Regions from separate parts of the Mus musculus genome. Here regions 2 and 3 are each linked to region 1. Evidence: chromatin loops called from intact Hi-C (ENCODE). Cell type or tissue: left cerebral cortex. All regions are shown on one strand. Each heading gives the region's core, and the rest is flanking DNA. Links, peaks and the distances in the headings are about the cores only.

Evidence for each region. A loop is a pair of places that touch in the nucleus more often than their neighbours do. Peaks named below come from ENCODE experiments on the same cell type or tissue, not always from the same donor. Only the 100,000 strongest peaks of a DNase experiment are listed, where the experiment ranks them.
Region 2: it touches region 1 in a loop (2.2-fold over the local background); 3 of 42 quality-filtered maps call a loop at or near these places.
Region 3: a loop joins it to region 1, with 6 times the contacts of the local background. A loop is called at or near these places in 2 of 42 quality-filtered maps.

What each region holds. Positions count from the first base shown.
Region 1 is chr7:29,244,518-29,251,624 of GRCm38, reverse strand. Yif1b (Yip1 interacting factor homolog B (S. cerevisiae)) reads right to left here. Exons shown (of 8, transcript NM_001110201.1): 4 at 6,952-7,030; 5 at 6,786-6,843; 6 at 5,804-5,959; 7 at 5,631-5,724; 8 at 4,093-4,388. The coding sequence ends at 4,233. It overlaps 2200002D01Rik (RIKEN cDNA 2200002D01 gene), which reads left to right and starts at 3,158. Exons shown (of 4, transcript NM_028179.1): 1 at 3,158-3,268; 2 at 3,385-3,497; 3 at 3,660-3,728; 4 at 3,891-4,104. The coding sequence starts at 3,247. The coding sequence ends at 4,031. In left cerebral cortex, for the core only: CTCF peaks have their summits at 4,087 (motif pointing left) and 6,689 (motif pointing right); a DNase peak (open chromatin) is centred at 4,109.
Region 2 is chr7:29,048,091-29,055,214 of GRCm38, reverse strand. It overlaps Ryr1 (ryanodine receptor 1, skeletal muscle), which reads left to right. Exons shown (of 106, transcript NM_009109.2): 71 at 156-326; 72 at 1,625-1,684; 73 at 2,016-2,153; 74 at 2,514-2,626; 75 at 2,810-2,906; 76 at 3,095-3,201; 77 at 6,174-6,225; 78 at 6,363-6,437. Among named protein-coding and RNA genes, the nearest start is that of Gm26604, 20 kb to the left of the region's middle. In left cerebral cortex, for the core only: a CTCF peak has its summit at 4,226 (motif pointing left); a DNase peak (open chromatin) is centred at 4,225.
Region 3 is chr7:29,360,528-29,367,651 of GRCm38, reverse strand. Sipa1l3 (signal-induced proliferation-associated 1 like 3) reads left to right here. Exons shown (of 23, transcript NM_001081028.1): 12 at 850-1,101; 13 at 3,344-3,481. Among named protein-coding and RNA genes, the nearest start is that of Dpf1, 56 kb to the right of the region's middle. In left cerebral cortex, for the core only: a CTCF peak has its summit at 3,389 (motif pointing right); DNase peaks (open chromatin) are centred at 2,841, 3,400 and 5,926.

The DNA.
Region 1 (7,107 bases), core at 2,108-7,107:
GAGGGGTAATTTGAGGTGTACCTGTCCTTGATCCCTATGGTCTGCTAGCAGAACACTCCCTGGACAGAGGTAAACCAATTCACAGGACACACCACTCTGAGTCACTTGTCCCACCCTCCCGGAATTTATATTCTGCCTGGACAGGCTTTCCTCCTGTTCTGTAAGGAGCTGTGGGCCCAACAGTCAGCACTGTTCACACCGCCCTGCCCCCACCCTCACCCCAATGCTGTAGACCAAAGGTGCCCCACTCCTTCCTTACCTCTGCCTCACCCCTCTTATCTACTTCCCTTCCCTGAAGATCAAAGATCATTGGGTGGCATCCCTGCCCGCACCTGTGAACCCTTGTACCTACCACACTAGCTTTTTTTGTTTGTTTTTGTTTTGTTTTTTGAGATAGGGTTTCTCTGTGTAGTCCTGGAACCTACCACACTACCTTAATTTACTTTTTTTTTTTTAATAGTGTGTTTCTCTAGGTAACCCTGGCTGTCCTAGAACTCTCTCTATACACTAGACTGGCCTTAAACTCTTCCTGCATTTGCCTCCAGAGCCTATGTCATCATGCCCAGCCCACTAACTTTTCTCTCTTTTTTGGGGGGAGGGGGCTTTTTGGTTTTTTTGTTTGTTTGTTTGTTTTTTGAGACAGGGTTTCTCTGTGTAGCCCTGGCTGTCCTGGAACTCACTCTGTAGACCAGGCTGGCTCGAACTCAGAAATCTGCCTGCCTCTGCCTCCCAAATGCTGGGATTAAAGGCGTGCGCCACCACTGCCCAGCCCAGTCCACTAACTTTAAAATTTGCATTTTACCGAAGATTTAACCTAGGGCTACATGTACGTTAGGCAAGTGCTGTCACTGAGAAACACCTCCACCACCACCACCCCTTTTATTTTTATTCCTTTGGGACAGGGTCTTGCTAAGGTTTACAGACTAGCCTTGTTTGTAGAGTCTTGAAATTGCAAACCAGTGCAGCATGGTGGCATACCTGTGTGGTCTCCACTTACATAGCAAGCCTGAAGCCAGCCTGGACTATCAGAGACCCAGCCTCAAAACCACAACCAAACATCTCCAATGAGGTTTTCACTTTAAAAAATCCAACCCTGCTGGCCAGTGGTGGCACATACCTTTAGTCCCAGCACTTGGTAGGCAGAGACAGGCAGATTTCTTAGTTCAAGGCCAGCCTGGTCTACAGACTGAGTTTCAGGACAGCCAGGGCTACACAGAGAAACCCTGTCTCAGGAAAGCAAAACCAAAAAATCCAACCCTATCCAAAAAAAAAAAAAAAAAAAAAAAATTAGGCAGTGCTTGTGCACCCCTTCAATCCCAGCGCCTGGCTCTCTGAGTTTGAGGCCAGCCTAGTCTTATACTTCTAGGACAGGCAGGGCTACACAGAGAAACCTTGTCTCAAACAACAAATCCAAGCCCTCCCCAACATAACACATTAGCGGTTCCTCTGCCCTGCTGTTTTGTTTTTTTTTTTTTCCTTGCCTTTACTACTTTGGTTGGTGGAGTGGGTGTTGAGTTTTAGATAGAGTCCACTGCTATTTAAGACAAGCTCTGGCTGTATATTGACTAATGGGCCAGATAGGTCTACCTGAGACCCTGTCTCAAAAAAAGAGGGTGGGTGGGTACTAGAGAGGTGGCTCAGCGATGAAGAGCACTGGCTGCTCTTTCAGAGGACCTGGGTTTGATTTCCAGGACCTACATGGTGGCTCACAAGGGTAACCCTAGCTCCAGGGACCCCTGTACTGCCTTCTGGCTTCAGGCAGCAGGCATGAATAGGTGTGCATACATAGGCAAACATCATTATAGGGAAGAATTTAAACTGTAAAGAGGTAAGGTGCTAGAAGGTGGTTAGGGGTATTTGTTGTTCTAGTGGCTCAAACCCAAGGATGGCTTCCACAGACAGCAGCAGGCCTCCACAAACACACACACACACATTTAAAAATAAAGTTTTTCAGGTAATGGGAAGCACCAAGTATGTGCTGGAATGACACGCGTGGAGCCTGCATGACCAGTGCAGGCATTTCTGCAAATGGACATTAAGCAGGCATCCAAGGTGGCACATGGCCACCTTGATCCTTGAAGTAGCCACCTGTTCCTGCTGAGAGGTGGGCGCTCACTTTTGGAATATACAGGTGGGTGTTTTGTTTTGTGTGCACGTGCCTGGATGTGCACCTGTGGAAGTCCAAAGACGGTGTGCAGGCGTGAGTTCTCTTAGGTGGTTCCGGGTGATTAGATTCACCTCATTAACCTGGCAATTCTACACAATGAGCCACCTCACCAGCCTCCTTATTTTCTTGAGTCAGGTATATTGCTGGGTGGCACAGAACTCACTCTGTAAGGCCAGGCTGGCCTTGAACTCAACTTGCCTCTGCCTCCTGAGTGTTAGAATTAAAGGTGTGTGTCACCAAGCCCAGCACTCTTATGCTGTGTAGCCCAGGCTATGATAGAGTCTTCAATCCCCCTGCCCCAGTCTCCTGAGCAGTGGGCTTACAGTACCTAGCTTAGAACTAATGTTGATGTTCCCGAAAGTCACATGGTGAAGCCATATCCCAAATTGGAGGTCTTATATTCAGACATGGAGAGCCAAGACTAGAAGCAGGAAGCAGACCATCTCTGTACTGGGGCTCTCTCCCTGCCTATGCCTAGCTTCCAGCCCCGAGCCTTGCCGACTATGAGGTAAACTGCTGCTTAAGCACTAATCTGTTATGTTTAACAGCCCAAATTAAGACACCTGCCTTTACCCAAACAACGCAACACATTTCACCACCATGCACTCTGCCAAGCACCAGCCTAGGAATTCAACCCCACCACCCCAGGGTACAACTTTGCTGGTGCTTTTCAGCTGCCGCCAGGGCGCACTAGTCTGGCCACCAAATTCTTCAGACACTACTTATCTCAGCTCGGAGGAGCTGAGAACCAGACCTCGTTGCTCCCAGAATGCACTTTAACTTTGTTCAGTGTACGGAACGGCTTTCCGGAAGCAAGTACCCCCGCAAAGGGACCAACTGATGACTAGTCTCACCCCCTTTCTCCCAGACACCTACAGCCACTTCTAACCCCACTTCCCACTTAGGAAAGTCTGGGTGGAGCCGGGAGCGCCAGTGCAGTGAGTCAGGGCCAGGGAGCTGAGGGACAAAGGTCCGGAGGGTGAGGCTTCGCGGAATTCCTGAGATGGGCAGGTCGTGCAGTCCCACCCCCTGCCCTAGGCTCTGCCTAAAGTTTCCGGCCATCCAGACTGGTCACCGCCATGGAGTTTGACTTGGCCGCAGGTAAGTTCCCCGGGGAGTGGTGGATTTGCTGTGTAAGGGGCCAGACTCAGAGCCTGGGAATACTGAAGGGAAGCTACGTCGCCTACATAACCATGTAACTCCCCTCTCCTCCGCAGCCCTGGGCCCTGGTTCTAAGAAGCCAGAGGGGGCAGGCCATGTGGGAGACCCCAAACACTGTCCTCTTAAAGCGCCGGGCGGGCCAGAGGCAGGCGCTGCTCACAAGCCGAGGGTAAGTCACTTCATCACCGGCACCGAGTCCCGAGGGCCCGAGATGAGAACTGGCTTCCGTCCTTGGTCCTCGGCCACACATCAGCCTTCCAGTTTGGGTTGGAAGCTGCTCGAGTGGGTCCCTGTCCTCACTGTAACCACTCCCTCCCCAACCCCCATCTAGCGTGTCTCTGGCAGCTCCTCCGACTCCAGCAGCAGTAGCAGCTCCAGCGACTCAGAGGCAGAGGGGAAGGTAAGAGACGGTCCCTCTCCCAGTGTGTCCTCTCGCACCTCAGACCCAGGCCCCGCTGCGGTCAGGGTCACGTTAGGCTCCTTGCCGAGGTGAGTGGGGCGGGTCCAGTACAGCTTTCAACCGGGCCACCTCCTCTCCTACCCACCGTCCTTGGCTCTCCAGGAGTATGCCGCTGGCTGCAAGAAGCATGAACGCTCCTCAGACAAGGCCAAGAAACCCAAGGTGAAGAAGGAGAAGATGGAGAAGAAGGAGAAGAAGGAGAAGAAGGAGAAGGAGAAGAAGGAGAAGAAGGCCCCCCATTGACTTATTAAACTTGCAGCCCTTTCCGCTCCCCAGCGCCCTCTGCCGGTCAGAAGTGGAGGCTGCGCCGAGCCCATCAGGTTTATTGTTGCGGGTGTGCAGTAGGCGACATGAGCACCTTGGCTAGGAAGGAGGGCGCGGGCCTGGAGGGCGGGAGCCCTGGTCAAGCGAGATGAGTGTGGGAGCTGGAGGCCAGGCCGCAGCTCACCGTACAAGGTGGAAGGTGAGCCAGTACATGAGTACCGGCTGCGCAGCTGCCACTGCCATAGTCAGGTACATGCGCAGCTGGTTCCGCGCCCCACGCACTGGCACTCCTTCGGCCGCTGCCTGGGCCAGGATCTTGAGCCGCAGTGTCCGGATCTGGGTGGTAAGGGTAAAGTGGGGGTCCCGTAAGTGCCAGGCAGCTCGGGATGAGTCCCTGCCCCTCTGTGGCCTCCAGTTTGTGTTCCTAGAAGGGTCTTTTGAATAGCTACCTCCCCCAAGCCCTGTGAGCAAACCTTTGCAGAGGCAAAGGCCAGAAGAGAGGCTAAGAATTGTAGATCCCGGCCTGAAGAGCATGGCCTAGCTGCTTCCACCTACTGGGAGACAGTTGCCTTCACGCAACGCAGATCCTCACAGACACTAGCCCAGTGCCCTACCACAGAGTAACACTCCCAAAACACGCCAGCTCCAGAAGACAAACTAGAAGAGCTATTTCCTTTTTGGTTTGGCTCAGATGCCTTCCTCCCCCTCCTTCTCCCCCTCCCGCGCTCTTTCTCTCTGGGAGGCAGGATCTTGACATGTAGACCAAGGTGGCCTCGAGTTCCTGGTGATGGATCTACTTGAGCCCTGGTATGCACGTCAGCGCAGCCTGCAGGAGCTTGGTAGCGAGCGCCCTTCACCTGCTTAGCCACCTCACTGTTCCCGATGTTTCTTTGGGGGTGTGTGTGTGTGTGTGTACCTATATTTGTGGGAGTTAGAGGACCCTTTACCAAGTAGGCTAGGCTGGTACCAATGAGCCCCACATTCCTAGCTCTGAGATTATAAGAATAGATCTACTTTGGGCTCTTTTTTTTTTTAATGTGGGGTCCAAGGATTGAAGTCAGGTCTTCCTTACTGATGGAGCCATCTCCCAGCTCCCTTAAAGTAACATGATGACAAGGCTTATGCTTGTGGACCAGGGCCCGTGTTACCCTCTGCTTCCCCCTCATGCTCGGTCTAAATCCTCCCAAGACTCCGGTGCAGTCACCAGGCATCCCATTTTACAAAAGAAACTGAGGCTTAAGTAGAGGAGGTGATTCACTCCGAGTACACGGCAGTCCAAACATGGCCCCTAGTCAGTATTTTACCACAGCTGGAGGGACTCAGGGGCATATTGGCAGAAAGCCCAGCATACAGAGACAGAAGTAAGAGTGAGAGCCCAAGCAGAGCCTGTGTACTGGGCAACCCTGGCCCTAGCCTAGCATCCAGGCTGGCTCTTGCTCTCAGAAGGGCGCACAGAGTCTGCCTCTTCCAGGAGGCTCTCCTAGCCCCCAGATTTGGTACTTGGATGCTCCAAAGACCTCCCCAAGCCTGCCTGGGAAGCCTGGGGCCTCAGCCTTGCCCGCCCTGATCCCCACTCACCATGAATACAAAGATGGACACACAGCACCAGGCAAGCACCAGGTAGTAGCCGATCTTTCCAAAGAGCAGACCCGTGAGGACGCCGCCAATCATCCTGAGGGGGAAGGGGGGAGGGGAGAATCAGTGTGAAGAGGCCAAGGTCTGGGACTGGCAGGCAGGGCAGGAGCACTCACCCCACATATTTGTAGCCCAAGAAGGCCACCAGGTCAATGGTGGTGAGGTCGGTGTTGACAGTGACCAGGTAGAGACTGAGCAGGATTGCTACGACTTCCAGAGTCAGCCAGGCCAGAGCTGAGCTCGCCTGCAGTCCCAGGAGGTCTGGGGAGAACCTGCCGGAAGAGATGTCCCCTGAGCATCACCCGGGGCAGCCCTGTGTCAATGGAACAGAGACCACCAAGGATCTGGGTCTGTCCCTAGACAGTGACACTCAAGTCAGGGCTTAGATGGGGGACCTCAGAGCCCTGTGAGGGGTACCAGGAAGGTTCCTCCCGATAAAGAAAGGGCAGCTGAGCTGAAGCCTGAAGTCAGAACTGGTGGGGAAGGGGCCTTGCTTCATCTTGGAGCCTTAGCAAGGAATCCACTAGTTCCATGACACTTGTTTTCGATGCCACAAAAAAGAAGAAACAGGCGACTGTAAGGGAGAGATGGGGCCTGATCAGCCTAGGGGTTAGGAAATGACACAGGATGAGGACCACAGTGAAGGAGCAGGTGCGGGACACAGAGGGAAAGAGCACATTCCTGTGTCAGGGAACTAACTGGATGTGCAAAGGCCCCGAGGCAGCAGCAGGGCTGGGGGCACAGGGTCAGCTGCTTGACCTTTGAGCCACTGACAGCTTCAGGATAGGGAGGAGGCCAGGCCCACCTCTTAGAGCTTTTAGTTGCTGCTAGAGTGAGATTATAAGGGGTGAAAGTGGGAAGCAACTTATTTAGGGGGATTGTGAACATAAGAATAGATTTGTGGGTGGAAGCCAAGAGGAAGGAAGGTTGGATTTAAAAGATGGCCTAGCACAAATGGGTTTGATGGGTTCCATGTGAAAGGTGTCACTGGAGTGACTGGCCACAAGGTGGGGCTGTCCCAGGACAGGAGAGCTGAGACCTCTCTGATGGCTCTTGGCCTCCATATCCCCATGTCTTCCCCTGCTCCAGGATCCTTACCTGTCCTGGGTCCCCAGTGCAAGGCCGGCCACCAAGATGTAGGTGATGAAAGCCATGGCTGTGGAAGACAGACACAGACACTCGTCAGAGGAGGGAAGCCCTTCCCGGGCACAGGCACCCAAACATCCATCCCAGACATGCCTAGGCAGAGTAGGGAGGGGACAACCTGGAATGTAGAGGTCTGGAGCATTGATGTCGAAGCGGGGGGCCACTGGGGTGTCCTGTTGGTACTGTACCTCCCAGTCCTGTGGAGAGAGTTGGGGTAGTGGCAGCACCCCAGGGTGGGGGGGTCCTTCCACCCTGCTTGCTGGCGGGTACCAAG
Region 2 (7,124 bases), core at 1,330-6,329, 200 kb after region 1:
TGGCTGTGGCACAAGGAGGAGCAAGGTCCAGGTGAAAATAGGTTGCTTGGCAACCAGGTTAGATGCTGGGTTGTATAAAGTAGCTATAGGTTGTGGTTGGTGCTGGGGTGGTGGGGTGGGGACTTGGGCAAGCACTGAACCCTGTGTCCCCACAGTCAGGTGGCTCAGATCAGGAACGCACCAAGAAGAAGCGCCGGGGGGACCGCTACTCCGTGCAGACATCCTTGATCGTGGCCACACTCAAGAAGATGTTGCCGATCGGACTAAACATGTGTGCTCCCACCGACCAGGACCTCATTGTGCTGGCCAAAGCCCGCTATGCCCTGGTGCTTATCCAGCCCCACCCAGTACCCTACTCTGTTTCTAGGATCCCAGGGAACCCCTAAGATCCAATGGAGACTTTCGGAATCCTGATGTAGCATTCCCCAAAGCTCTCCAGAACGTCAGACACTTACCGAACCCTCAAGGATGTTCTGAACCTTGCGCTAGGATGTGGAGGACTCCATCCAAGAAATCTAAGGACAGGGATACAGTTTAATCCCTAAATGCAACCAAAGACCAATATAGCTTATAGGACCCCAATAAGCTCTGTAGGACTTCACGGGCCTCTCCTCCCACAGCCATGAAACCGCCTTGCCCCCACCCCCAAGACACCTGAAGTCTGAACTATCCCCTGAGACTAAATGAACTCTTTGTAACTCCTCCTCACGACTGAAGGTCTGGGGTCCTATGGGACTTTTCAGCTCACCTCCTTTTGTCTTCAGGCCTCTGCTGGCAGCCAGTGACCCTTTATGAGTCAAAGCCTCTCAGAGTCCTAATGTCCCCTGCCCCAGGACCCCCACTCCCAACCTCTGGCATCTCAAGGGTCCTAGGGATCAATTAATCCAACCCCCCAGAACTTCTTAAGGTAGCCTGGACACCAAGAAAGCTCCTTAGGGCCCACGTCTCCCTTACATAAAATGGTGAGAAGATGCTTTCCAGCCTCAGTAACCCTGAGAAGTCCTCTAGGATTCTGGCACAGGACCCCTCTAAGCATCTGGCAGCTTTCTACCCCACCTCCACCCCAGGGTCCTGAAGACACCTGACTTCTTCCCTCATTTTGCAGCAACCTCTTCTCAGGGTCTCCGAAGGCCACGCCTCAACTTTAACCTCCTAGGAGATATTGAGTACTTGGGACCCTATAGAACCCTCCAGAGCCCCCACAACCCCTACGGCCCTACTTCACCGGCTAACTCTCCCACTGGCCCAGTGTAGCTGGACACTTAATTGGCCTCTCCAACTTCCTATAATCTCTGCTGACCTTGCCATTCCTCCTTGTATCCCCCTCACCTCTCCTGATCCTCCAAGACAACACACTCTATTCAGCCCCTAGAAAAATCCCTCTTTGGGCTATTTGACTGTCACACACACCCCAGGCTCACTAATCCCCTCCGTGCCTTCAGAGTGAGCCTGTGATGTCACTTTAGACATCTGTCTGTCCACAGCCCACAGTTACATTCTTCTCACTTTCCCTAGATCATACCCACACAAGTTCCTCAGCAAGTCAGGCCTAGAAGGGGGAGGGCTGCGGGTCATGGTGGAAGGGGAGGCCTCCAGAGTGACCCAGTGGGCTTTGTCTTCCCAGAAAGATACAGATGAGGAGGTCCGTGAATTCCTTCAAAACAACCTTAACCTTCAGGGAAAGGTAAGTCGTTTGAGGGGAAGTGTGTGAAGCACCCGACATGGAAGAGGGACTTTTTGTTAAATTACATGTATGTATTTAGTGTGTCTTGACATACATGTAGAAGGAGTCAGGGACGACGCAGGAATCAGTTCTCTCCTTCTACCATGTGGGTCTCGGGGGTTGAAGTCAGGTCTTCAGGCTTGGCAGCAAGCCCCCTGCCCACTGAGTAAACTTGCCAGCTCTGCAGAAGGAACTTTGCTTCGCATTCACCTCCTAAGCTTGGCGGGGGGAGGGGGCGGGGGTGCAGCCAGCCAGGGAGGTGCCGTCACTCCCCGGTGCTTACTCCCTTCAGGTGGAAGGCTCACCATCTCTTCGCTGGCAAATGGCACTGTACCGCGGCGTCCCAGGCCGCGAGGAAGATGCCGATGATCCCGAGAAAATCGTGCGCAGAGTTCAGGAAGTGTCCGCAGTGCTCTATCACCTGGACCAGGTGGGCGGGCGCCTCTGTGGCCGAGTCTTTGCATAGGGCCTGGTCTGTGGGCGGGGCCAGATGGTGATAGGAGGGGCTAGGGACAGAGCCTTTCTCTCAAGGAAGCATGGAGCGGTGTGGATCTGGGAAAGGGGCATACTGCATCTAGGGACAAGTGTGATAAAGCACTGGGGCTAGAGTGAGGCTTCTGGAAGGTGCCTTGAGTCTGTTGGCGGGGGTCGGGGGTGTGGGGAGCCTAGGCCTTCCTTTGACGGCTCTGCACGTAGACTTGAACACACATGGACAGCATCGCTAGGGTTAGGTGGAACTTGGGTCATTGCCATGATCTGAGGAGACGTGACAGACTGCCCCACTCCCTAGACGGAGCATCCTTACAAGTCCAAGAAGGCGGTGTGGCATAAACTTCTGTCCAAGCAGCGCCGGAGGGCTGTGGTGGCCTGTTTCCGCATGACGCCCCTGTACAACTTGCCCACGTAAGGCATCCAGGAAGGAGGATAGCACAGGAACTTGGAGGAAGGAAAAAGGACCGAGAGTCCGGAGGATGGAGTACCAAGAGGGTTGATTCTTAGGGCTGAGGGCGGCAGATGCAGGGGGCGGGGGCGGGAGGATGCGGGGGACAGGAGAGGCTCAGGGGTCTGGAGACCTTTGCCTTGCAGGCACCGAGCGTGTAACATGTTCTTGGAGAGCTACAAAGCCTCCTGGATCCTGACTGAGGACCACAGTTTCGAGGACCGCATGATAGATGACCTATCGGTGAGCTGGGGACTGCTTGGGGATGAGGGGCAGGGCTGGGTGGGACTAAGGGAGCCCTCCATAGAGAAACGCGACCCCTTAGGCTTGACTTGGGAAAAGAGACAAAATTCTAGTCCAGCAAGACTATGAAAGGGGACCGATTGGGACTCCAAAAAAGCACCCCCTCCAACCCTCACCCATCCCCCCAGAAAGCTGGAGAGCAGGAAGAAGAGGAGGAAGAGGTGGAGGAGAAGAAGCCAGACCCCTTACACCAGTTGGTCCTACACTTCAGCCGCACAGCTCTAACTGAAAAGAGGTGAGGACTCCTCCCTCCTCAGAAACGTTCCCAGATCCTAAAACCAAAAAAAAACAAAAAACAAAAAACAAAAAACAAAAAACAAACATGGCCGGGCCACGCCTTTAATCCCAGCCCTTGGGAGGCAGAGGCAGGCGGATTTCTGAGTTCAAGGCTAGCCTGGTCTACAGAATGAGTTCCAGGACAGCCAGGGCTATACAGAGAAACCCTGTCTCAAAAAACCAAAAAAAAAAAAAAAAAGAAAGAAAGAAAGAAAGAAATATTCCCAGATCCTTAAAACAAAAATCACCTGACCTTTAATTTTTTTAATTATACTTATTTGTTTATTGTGTGTGCATATCTGCCGGAGGTCAAAGAAAACCTTGCAGGAATCTATTGTTTCCCTCAACCACGTGTGAGTCCCAGGAATCAAACTCATCTTTCCTTGGCAGCAAACTCCTTTGCCCTCTGAACCACCTTACTGGTCCCCAACCATTGGACTCTTTAGTGTCACTCTGTGAGGACAGACAGGTACTTTATATTGTTGCTGAACACATCCTGTCTGAGGGGTTCACAAAAGATGCCACGTGGGTTTATTAAAAGAACATGTCTTGCTTAAGGACTGGACATAGAGCTAAGTAGTAGCACACTTGCTCGGCAGGGACAAGGCCCTGGTTCAACGCCCCAGAGCTGTAACAAAACAAAGCAAGAGGAATAAAAGCATTTGCCTGACAAAGATCAGGATGATATTACAGGGGGTGAAGAGAATCAATATATATGTAATTTCTCTACTAGATAGGAATGGAGACATTTCTAACTCATTTGAACACTTGATAATGAATTAATGGCCATTAATTCATTTTAGTAGTAACTATGGTTGTGAGGATGCTTCTGAGGGGCTGGGGAGATAGTACAGCAGTTAAGGTCTCTTGTGGCTCTTACAGAGGACCCTATACCCATATCCACATATTCAGTACCAACATCCACATAACTGCTGGCCACCATCTATAAATCCAGTTTGGGGATATCTGGCTCCATCTTATGGCCTCTGAAGGTATTGCACTCAGTGCATATATATATCCAAGACACACGCTCACACACACACATTTTTAAACTTTAAAGATTAGCCAGGCTCTGGGTATTGCATGCCTTTTCTCCCAGCACTCATGAGGCAGAATCAGGCGGATCTCTCTGGTCTACAGAGTGAGTTCCAGGACAGCCATGGTCACACAGAGAAGCACTGTCTTGAATAAACTATGAGTGTTGATTATGCCTGATACCATGCTGCGCACCTGACATGCACATTGGCTCACACAGACTACCCTCACCAATTCCTTTTATTTTGTGAACGAGGACATGAAAATTCACAGGGATTTATTTTTCTCACATAGCATGAAATCAAGCTCTAGAGTGTCTGGGGCCGGGCAGGGTGATCCTGATCTGTCAGTCTTAGCTTGGGTCTTAGGAGTCTGCATCAGTTTCTTACTTGCCACTATAAACATCATTCTCCACAGAAACTATGTAAGGGGAGGAAAGATTGTTTCACTTGCTTTTGTTTTTTGAAGGAAGTTTTACTCGAAGGTAACCACACCTACTCATTAAGGCTTCCTGTCAACAGAGACTTTTCTGACTAGAAAGGCCTAAAGAATTTACTATGTGCCTTTCTCACCTCAACCCTCCCTCACCTTTTGAGACAAGGTCTCACTGTGTAGCCCTGTCTACTAGCTCTCTGTAGACCAGGCTGGCCTGCAACTCACAGAGATCCTCCTAGTTCTGGAACCGCACCCCACCTGGCTTTGTTCTTTTTGAACGATCCCAGGATGGATCAGATATGGATCGGATCACCTCAGCCTCCTGAGCGCTAGGATTGCAAGCCTAAGAGGCCACTGCTGAACAGTGTTTCAAAAGATTTGTTTTTGGATGATGGTTTCAGTAGATTTCAGCCGACTGTGGCTGGAAAGGCATGGCATTGGGAGTGTGTAGAGGAGGGTGGTCACATCATGACCATGTGCCAGACAGGAAGAAAGGGCAGCCTTCCCTTCCCCACCCCAGCAAGACCTTTAACTGTTTTTCTCCAGTAAAGGACGCCCTCCCTGGTAAGCTTATGTACATAGCCCATGGTCAAGACTCTGACATCCACCTGTGGCTGCAAAGGATGTGGAAAAGCCAAGTATCTTGTTTCCCATCTGTGGGAGACTCGTAGCTCTGTTACTCTATGTAGGCTGAATTCCAGAGCAAGCTGTATAGCCTCGGCCAGCAGGTCTTTCTTTGTGACTCTTTTTTTTTTTAAAGATTTATTTTTATTTATATGAGCATACTATAGCTGTCTTCAGACACACCAGAAGGGGGCATCGGATCCCATTACAGATGGTTTGTGAGCCACCATGTGGCTGCTGGGATTGGTTGGTAGGTTACCTCCCCAGCAAGACCTCTGGAAGAGCAGTCAGTGCTCTTAACCACTGAGCCATCTCTCCAGCTCCTTTGTGACTCTTTCTACATCTGTAAGATGGGGCTGGTAATATACTTGATGGGACTGCTGTGAGGATAAATTGGTTAATACATGAAGAGCGCCTGACTTCGTCCTAAAACAAAGAGAAACCTCTATTGTAAAATGGACCTCAAGCTGGACATGGGGCTGCATACGTGTAGTCCCAGTTCTAAGGAAGATGAGAGAGCAGCGTTGAAGGCCAGCTTAGGCTACAGCGACAGAATCTGCCCCCAAACAAAAGTCTGGGGACGTGGCTCAGTTGGTAGATTACTTGTCTAGAGTGGATGAAGCCCTGTGTTCAATCCCCAACACCATAAAGAACAGGCATGATGGGACAAAGCTGGAATCCCAGGCCTCAGGAGGTGCAGGCACCATGATAAAGGGCTCAGGGTTATTCCATATTGAGTTTGAGGCCAGCCTGGGCTACCTGAAGCCTTATCTCAATTAAAAACAAAAAGTTGGCAAGGTGTTGCCACTGGGTGTGTCTCTCTGCTTACCTCCTCAGCAAACTGGACGAAGACTACCTATACATGGCTTACGCTGACATCATGGCAAAGGTGAGTTCCTGCCTGTGCTCTGCCGGTGTTCCCATCTCCCCGGCCGCAGTGTCCCACACACTGAAGGGGCTCCCGGGGAGGTGGGTGGGGAACAGGGCATCCACTTTGCTCTCTCACCAACGGATGCTGCTCCCCAGAGCTGCCACCTGGAGGAGGGCGGGGAAAATGGCGAAGAAGGAGGCGAAGAAGAGGAAGTGGAGGTGTCCTTTGAGGTAAGGGGAATGGGGGAAACTCTTGACTCCCGTTCACTCTGTATGTGACCAGAGTGCTGCACCTGGGCACACAGTGGCAACAGAGGGGGAGGCGTTGGTGAAGGGTAGGGCCAAGATGGGGCCAGCTCCAGGGGTACAGCAGCTCAGACACAGAGTGAGAGGGTGCCAGGGAGGGCTTCTCAAGGAAGAAAGTATCTGAGAAGGATAAAAGTAGAATACAACAGCCAGCTGTGGTGTTGGAGACCTGCCATCCTAGTGTTCAGAAGGATGAGACAGAAGAATCATAAGTTCGAGGCCAGCCTAGGGGACATGAGGAACCTGCACTTTAAAAAAGGAAGGAAGGAAGGAAGGGAGGAAGAAAGAAAAAAGATGTTTAGAGGCTAATGAGATGGCTCAGCAGTTAACAGCACATTGGCTTTGCCCAAGGACCTGATTTCTGTCCCCAGCACCTACATGGTGGCTCAAAACCACCTGTAACTCCAGTTCCAGGGGTTCTTGTGCCCTCTTCTGGTCTCTGTGGGCACTGCATGCATACAAAAAGTGTCCATAGAGACATTCAGATCTGCTTATACACGCGTGTGCGCACACACATGTACATAAAATAAACACACCTTTAAAAATATATTTAAAATACAAATCCATAAGCTGGACATAGTGACTGATTCATGGTTATAATACCAGCACTTG
Region 3 (7,124 bases), core at 1,391-6,390, 120 kb before region 1:
TCTGCCATACGGACAGAAAGGCAGAAAGGTACCCTGCGTAGGGCCTGGGACACGAACATGTCCTCAGGTCCCATGACACGGCTCTGTAGCAGCCATGTCTGAGTGTCTCAGGCCAAAGGACATCGGGATGAGACGCTCTGGACCTGCCTCTCAGAGCTTAGCTCCTGCGATCTAAGAGGTGGATATTTTTTTTTCCTGAGCTCAGCCTCTGTAAGCTCAGGCTCCCTCCCATGCTGCGTGACACACTGTGTGACAGAGGTAGCAGAGCTGCCAGCCCAGCTTGGATGCCCATGCCCCAGGCTGGATCTCTGTACTATGGTGCATGTGCCAGCCAGACACGGGCCTGCTTCTATTTCCAGGGTTCTGGGCTTCATGTGCTTTTCTTTCTTTTTTTTCTTTCTTTCTTTTTTTTTTTTTTTTTAAACCACCTTGCAAAGTAGGTCACCTGCTTCTCTTGCAGCAGTATTTGAAATTCTAGGGAACAAGGCAGAGACTGTCCTTGGATTTTTGAGGACATTGGCTTTTCCGGCCCAAAGTACTGCTTGGGGTATTAGGAGGGGCTGGTCCATTTAAAACACTGGCTGATTAGAAGCCTGGGCCAGAGAAAAGGGAGGGGACGAAGAGAAGCCAAGACCTGGAGGAAAAAGGAGATTCAGGCCTAGCAGTAATAGCCATATGTAAGCTTCATATGGCTATTACTGACCTGAAAGGTACCACTCTGGCTTTAAAATGAATCACCATGGTTTGGAATTGCCCACTGTTACCCAGACAGCCGGACCCTCCCAAGCAGAAAGAAGGCCTGGGTGCTGGTGGGCCCAGACCTTATAAGTAACAAACTTGCTTTTCCAGGGGGTGGCCAGAGACCTATGATATGAATGCTTCGGAACCCAAGACGGAGTCGGAAACCACCACCCCTGGGGGCCGACCCCCCTACCGCAGCAATGCTCCCTGGCAGTGGAGTGGGCCCGCCTCCCACAACTCTCTGCCGGCCACCAAATGGACCACCCCTGCCACTCCCGGCCATGCCCAGTCCCTGAGCCGACTCCCGAAGCAGACACCCGTGGTGCCCTTCCGAGAGTCTCAGCCACTGCACAGCAAGAGGTAAGGACGCCCAGGGCACCACTGCTGTCCAGTGTCCCTCACCCTTCTCTCTCTCTCTCTCTCTATCTCTCTCTCTCCAACCCTTGCTCTTGCCCTTTTTCTTCCCTCAGTCATTTTCCTTTTTTTTTTTTTCTTTTTTTGGATTTTTTTTTAAGATTTATTTTATATATGTGAGTACACTGTTGCTGACTTCAGACACACCAGAAGAGGGCATCAGATCCTATTGCAGATGGTTGTGAGCCACCATGTGGGTGCTGGGAATTGAACCCAAGAACTCTAAAAGAGTACCACTGAGCCATCTCTCCAGCCCTCGTTTTTGGATTTTTGAGACAAAGCTTGTCTGTGTAGCCCTGGCTGTCCTGGAACTCACTCTGCAGACCAGGCAGGCCTCGAACTCAGAGATCGACCTGACTCTGCCTCCGGAGTGCTGGGATTAAAGGTGTGTGCCATGCCTGGCCATTTTCCTTTCTTACCCCTCCGTCTCCATCTGCTCTCCCCTTCATTCCTCCCTTCTCTCCCCACTCCTGGGCTGGCCCAAGGGTCCCAGGACAGGGACAGAAAGTTCTCTATATGAGGTTGGAAAAAGGGTTTTTTCCAGGGCCAACAATAGAACCTGCAGGACTAGCTTCTCGGGCTGGCAGTCAACTCAGGGACTTGGATACTGGTATTTAGTGTATACTGTTTTGTGTCTATGGATACTGAGGGTTGAACCTCTGTCCTTTGGCTGGCTGGGCAAATGCTCTCCCATTGAGTACATCCTCAGCTCACTCTCCTTTCTTTAGAACAGGACCTCCCTATGTTATTCAGTCTGTCCTTAAACTGAAAAACCTCCTGCTCCAGACCTCTCAGAGGCCTGCATTACAGCCCTGGACCACCAGGCCCAGCTGAGATACTCACTTGGATACATTATATATTAAGAGATGAAGCATGCTGGGTATGTGGCCCTCAGCCTTGCCCCCATTCTACCAAAAAAAAAAAAAAATATATATATATATATATATATATATATATACACACACATACATACATACATACATACATACATACATACATACATACAGTCAGGCAAGGCGGTGCACACCTTTAATCCCAACACTTGGGAGGCAGAGACAGCTGGATCTCTGTTGTAAGAATTTTGGAATTTTGGTCTCTTTTTAAAAAACACTATTATAAAACTATGTTTTCATTTTATTCCCAGGTGTGGGATATGGGGCTGCTGCAGACAGTAACTGACTATGATTTGCCTCGTGCTCTAGCAGGGGTGTGATTTTTGCCTGCAGCAGATAGTTTCTGCAGTTGTGTGATATTTGGAATTCTGGGAACTCCAAGTATATAGGCCCCAGGTGGTTGGTGGTTGCAGTTTGTTAAGTAGTTGTGTGCAAAGAAGAAACAACAAAAAGGAGAAATCAGATATCCTGATGGTGAAGTTCAAACTTGGCTGTAGTCAGCAGGAAGTAGTCTAAGGGCCATCCCCTCTCTGCCCCCAGCTTTACTAAGGGGCCTCTTTCCTTTCTTCTGTATCCTTTTTTCTTTCTTATCTAGTGTTAAGGAGTTGAAAGGGTGGGAGAAAGGGATGGAAAAGCATGAAAGAAAGAGAAACCCACAGAGTAACAAAGCCAAGCTACGGATCTCAGTGAGTTCAATGCCAGCCTTGTCGAGGTAGTGGGTTCCTAGCCAGCTAGAGCTACATAGTGAGACTCAGTCTCAGAAATAAGTAAGGGAGCTGGAAAGATGACTCTGTGCTTAAAAAAAGCACTTGTTCTTGCCAAGAATCGGGGCTCAGTTCCCAGTACCCACACGGTGGCTCACACCCATTACAACTCCAGTTCCAAGGGACCTGATGCCCTCTGCAGGCATCGGGCACCCATGTGGTACACATATATACATGCAGGCAAAATGGTCATACACAAATAAAAGTAAATGTATCTAAAAAGGTTTTAATTAAAATATATATATATTTAAATTTTCCTTAGATGAAGGGGCAGAAGAACAGTTTTGTTCCCTGGAAAGGACAGAGAATTGTCCCCAGGGGCCCCTGTCCCAGCTGCAAAGCTGGGTGAGGAGCACAGAGGGAGGGGACAGGACTCTCCTGTCTTCCCTCTTCCTTGCATGTAGATCCAAGGGGGGGTAGGCGCCAGAACCTGGCTGGACTTGAAGGGCAGGTGTGTTGTATACCTCCTCCTCCTCCTCCTCAGGGATGCCTCCTTACCCTGCCTCTGTCCCCTCTCCTGTGTCTTTCCAGGCCTGTCAGTTTCCCAGAAACACCTTTTGCAGCATCACCAGCAGGGGCCGACAGAGTCCCTCCCTACCGACAGCCTTCTGGGAGCTTCTCCACCCCAGGCTCTGCCACCTACGCAAGATACAAGCCTTCTCCTGAAAGGTCAGAGTTTCCCTTTGCTTTTGAAATGATGTCATCTGGTGATTGCTGCTGCAGGTTTTTTTTCTTAGGAAAGGCACCTCACTATCTCATCCACCATGTCATGGGGTTTATGGACCTCCCCCCTCCAAGGTCAGAAAACGACCACCAGGGTATTGGCAATGTCTCCTTAAAATTTAGAACAAAGAAACAGAAGAACAAAAATCAGAGCTAAGCTGCTCCGACAGAAGTTGTCGTTGGCTCTTTGTTTGTTTGTTTGTTTGTTTGTTTGCTTTTTGAGCAAAACCATCCTCTCCCCAGCCTCCTCTTCATCTGTCTCTAGTTCCCACACACTAAAACCAGGCCATCAGTATTATCCAGGTCACATGGTCTTTCCAGTTCCATCCCTCCCCCTTAGAGCCAACTCCAACCTGACAGCATCAGCCATCTTCCCTAAATCTCCATGGCTCTCCGGCACCTTTGGAGCAGACCCAGACTGGACAGTAGCCATTCAAGGCCCCATGAATGTGATCCCAGGTCCTCCTGAGTCCCTGTGTCAGTGGCAGTCCCACCCTGTCCCTGTTCTCATCTTGAATCCTTCTCACCCCTGTGCTCAGTCCGCTCAGCCTCCCAGACTCAGTGACCCCGTGTCTCCTCTGGCACGGCTGGCCCTCAGATCTGCCTCTCGCTGTCCCTGACCAAGGGCCCGGAAATGCCACATACTAGCCCACCAGCCACCTCCTTTCAGGTTTCTATGTAGTCTGTTCGCATGCCCCAGCCTTTTCCTCACTGGAAATCCCTAAGGAGAGGCCAGCCTCCTAACCTGAGCTGTGCTCCTCCTGGAAGCCTGACCCAAGCTCTGCCCCTCAGCTCCCTCTGTGGTCCCTGACGTGACTGTGGCCACAAACAATCTCCATTCTCTTAGCCCAGTTAAGAGAGATTTAAAAAAAAAAGGGTGGGGAAGAGGAGATAGAGGACACAGACAGACAAAGGTCAGTTGCAGGGATATGCCACCTATGATAGAGAGAAGCCAGCTACTTAGGCATAGCACATATCCATATGCACAAGTGAGGAGAGCATGAGTTTGCTCCAAGATTGGCAGCTTGTGGGTCTGTTCCACGTCTCCATCACAGGGCACTGGGGCTGACAAAAGGCAAACCACTTGCTTCTAGCCCAGGGACTAATCCAACCAACCTGAGGTTCTTATACAAGGAGGACTGATCCAAGTACACACTCCTGGACCTAACCCTGGGTTTCTGTCCTTGCTGGTAGGCAGTGCCCTTAGAGCCCCACTCTGCGCCATGTTGGATGCTAAGCCTCTGTAAAGTCAAGGGGGAGAGGAAGCCTCTGAAAACTTCTAGAGGCTGCTGTGCAGCCCTCATTAGCACACATCCCAGGGGCTTCTGGTGTGTAAAGTTCTGAGAGGAATGTCTGGCCTACTCAGTGGCCAGGGCTCCTGTTGCTCCTCCTTGCTTGTGCTGAAGAGAGATCCCACAAGCCACATGGCTGAGGAGCACATCAGCGAGGAGGGGAGCACGGTCCCACTCAGGAGGACCATGCCCGGAAGAGGGCATTTGAACCAGGAGGCATTGATGAAAGTTTGTAACAGAGACGAAGGAGCATGAATGAGCTAAATGGCAGGATGTGAGAGAGGCAAAGAAGATTCTAGAATGTGTAGCTTGCTGGGACAACACCTTGGCCTCTGTAAGGACTGAGACTGCAAATGGCAGCAAAAACAAGAGAAGAGGAGAGGAGAGGAGACGAGACGAGACGAGACGAGACGAGACAAAACCCTAAGAGGCAAAAGCAAGAGGGTCAAAAAGTCACAGCTAACTTGGGATACAGAGTAAGTCCAAGGCCAGCCTGGACAACTTAGTGAGACCATGTCTCAAAAATAAAAAGTAAGGGAACGGTTAAGGAAGGCACTGGCTGCTCTTGCAAAGGACCCAGGCTCCGTTCCTGACACCCACATAGCAGCTCACAAATGTCTGTAACTCCAGTTCCAGGGAACCTGATGCCTCCTCTGACCTCCACGGGCACCAGGCACATGTGTGGTATAAATATATACATGCAGGCAAACACTCATTCATAAAATGAAGTTTAAGGGTTTTGTTATTGTTTTGACTTGGGTTGTTGTTTTTTGTTTTTGTTTTTTAAGAGAAGGTGCAGCTGGTTGATAAAGTCGGTTAACCATCTACCCAAATAAAAAATCTTGGGGAGTTTCTAGGTTTGGGCCATTATAAATATTCCGGCTGTGAACATGTAACATGTATGTTCAAGCATACACATTTCCGCATAGAAATAAGTTTCCACTTGCCTGGGATCAGTGCCCAGCACAGTGGCCTGCCATGTGGTAAGTCCGTTTCCCATTCCCACCCGAGGCATATGCGTACTGCAGTCTCTCCGCGGTCTCACTGCCATGTGGCATTGCCACTGGGTTGGTTTTTTTTTTTTTTTCCTTTTTTCATGTTCACTGTTCTGATGGGTGCATAGTGCTGTCTCATTGCCGCCGTAATTTGCATTGCTCTGACGGCCAACGCTGCTGAGCATCTTGTGTGCTGATCTGCCAGCTACGTATCCTCTCCAGTGATGTGTCTGTCTTCTGCCCATTTTCTGCTTCACTCAGTGCTCTGCAGTGTTCGAGAACTCTTTGTATGAGCGGCCTTCGGTTTTTCTTTTCATCTTCTTCATAGGGTCTTTCTCAAAACAAAACATTTTTTTGATGTCTAAACTATCATTCTTTCTCCTAATATAAATCAAACATTTTCCTGTTAGGCATTTTAAGTCCTTGATTTTCTTACCCATCTCCCCTTCATAGTGGAAACTGAGCCACGCCCCCAGGTCCTCACTGAGGGACTCTAGGCAGGGGCTCTACCACTGAGCCACGCCCCCAGGCCCTCACTGGGGGATTCTAGGCAGGGGCTCTACCACTGAACCACGCCCCCAGGCCCTCACTGGGGGATTCTAGACAGGGGCTCTACCACTGAGCCACGTCCCCAGGCCCTTACTAGGGAATTCTAGGCAGGGGCTCTACCACTGAGCCACGTCCCCAGGCCCTTACTAGGGGATTCTAGACAGGGGCTCCACTCTGCTGCATCTCTGGTCTTTTTTTTTAACTTTTTATTTTGATACAATGTTTCATTAAGTTGCCCATCTGTATCCCAGGCATAGCTTTATATTGAGCTCCTCCTGCCTCAGCCACCCCCCCCACACACACACACACACAAAAACACCTGTGTGGATGCCACTGCACTCAGTGTTCTTAATTGTTTTGGCTTTTGTTTAGGTGAGAGGTCTAGGTCAGGTTTCCTCTTTTGTCAAGAATGTCTGATTGCTCCAGCAATTTATTGGAAAGCCAGCCTTTCTCCTTTGTGTTTGCTACTTAAAGCAAAAATAATGGAGGGACTAGACACATCTGCATGCATCTTTTTTCCAAGTTCTCCAGTCTGGTCCGTGCCATCTGTCTTATGACTGATACAGGCGTCCTCCCAGCAGCTTCAGGACATAAGTTGATAATCCCCATTTGGCAGAAGCAAAAGTGGGGCTCAGCAAAGTGAACCCCTTAGGCTAACATGTCTATGCCAGGAAGCAGTCTGGACAGGAGTCAAGCCTTAGAGTAGCCAGGGGTGACCCAGATCATCTCCTGGTCCAAGAATTGTGAGCTCTT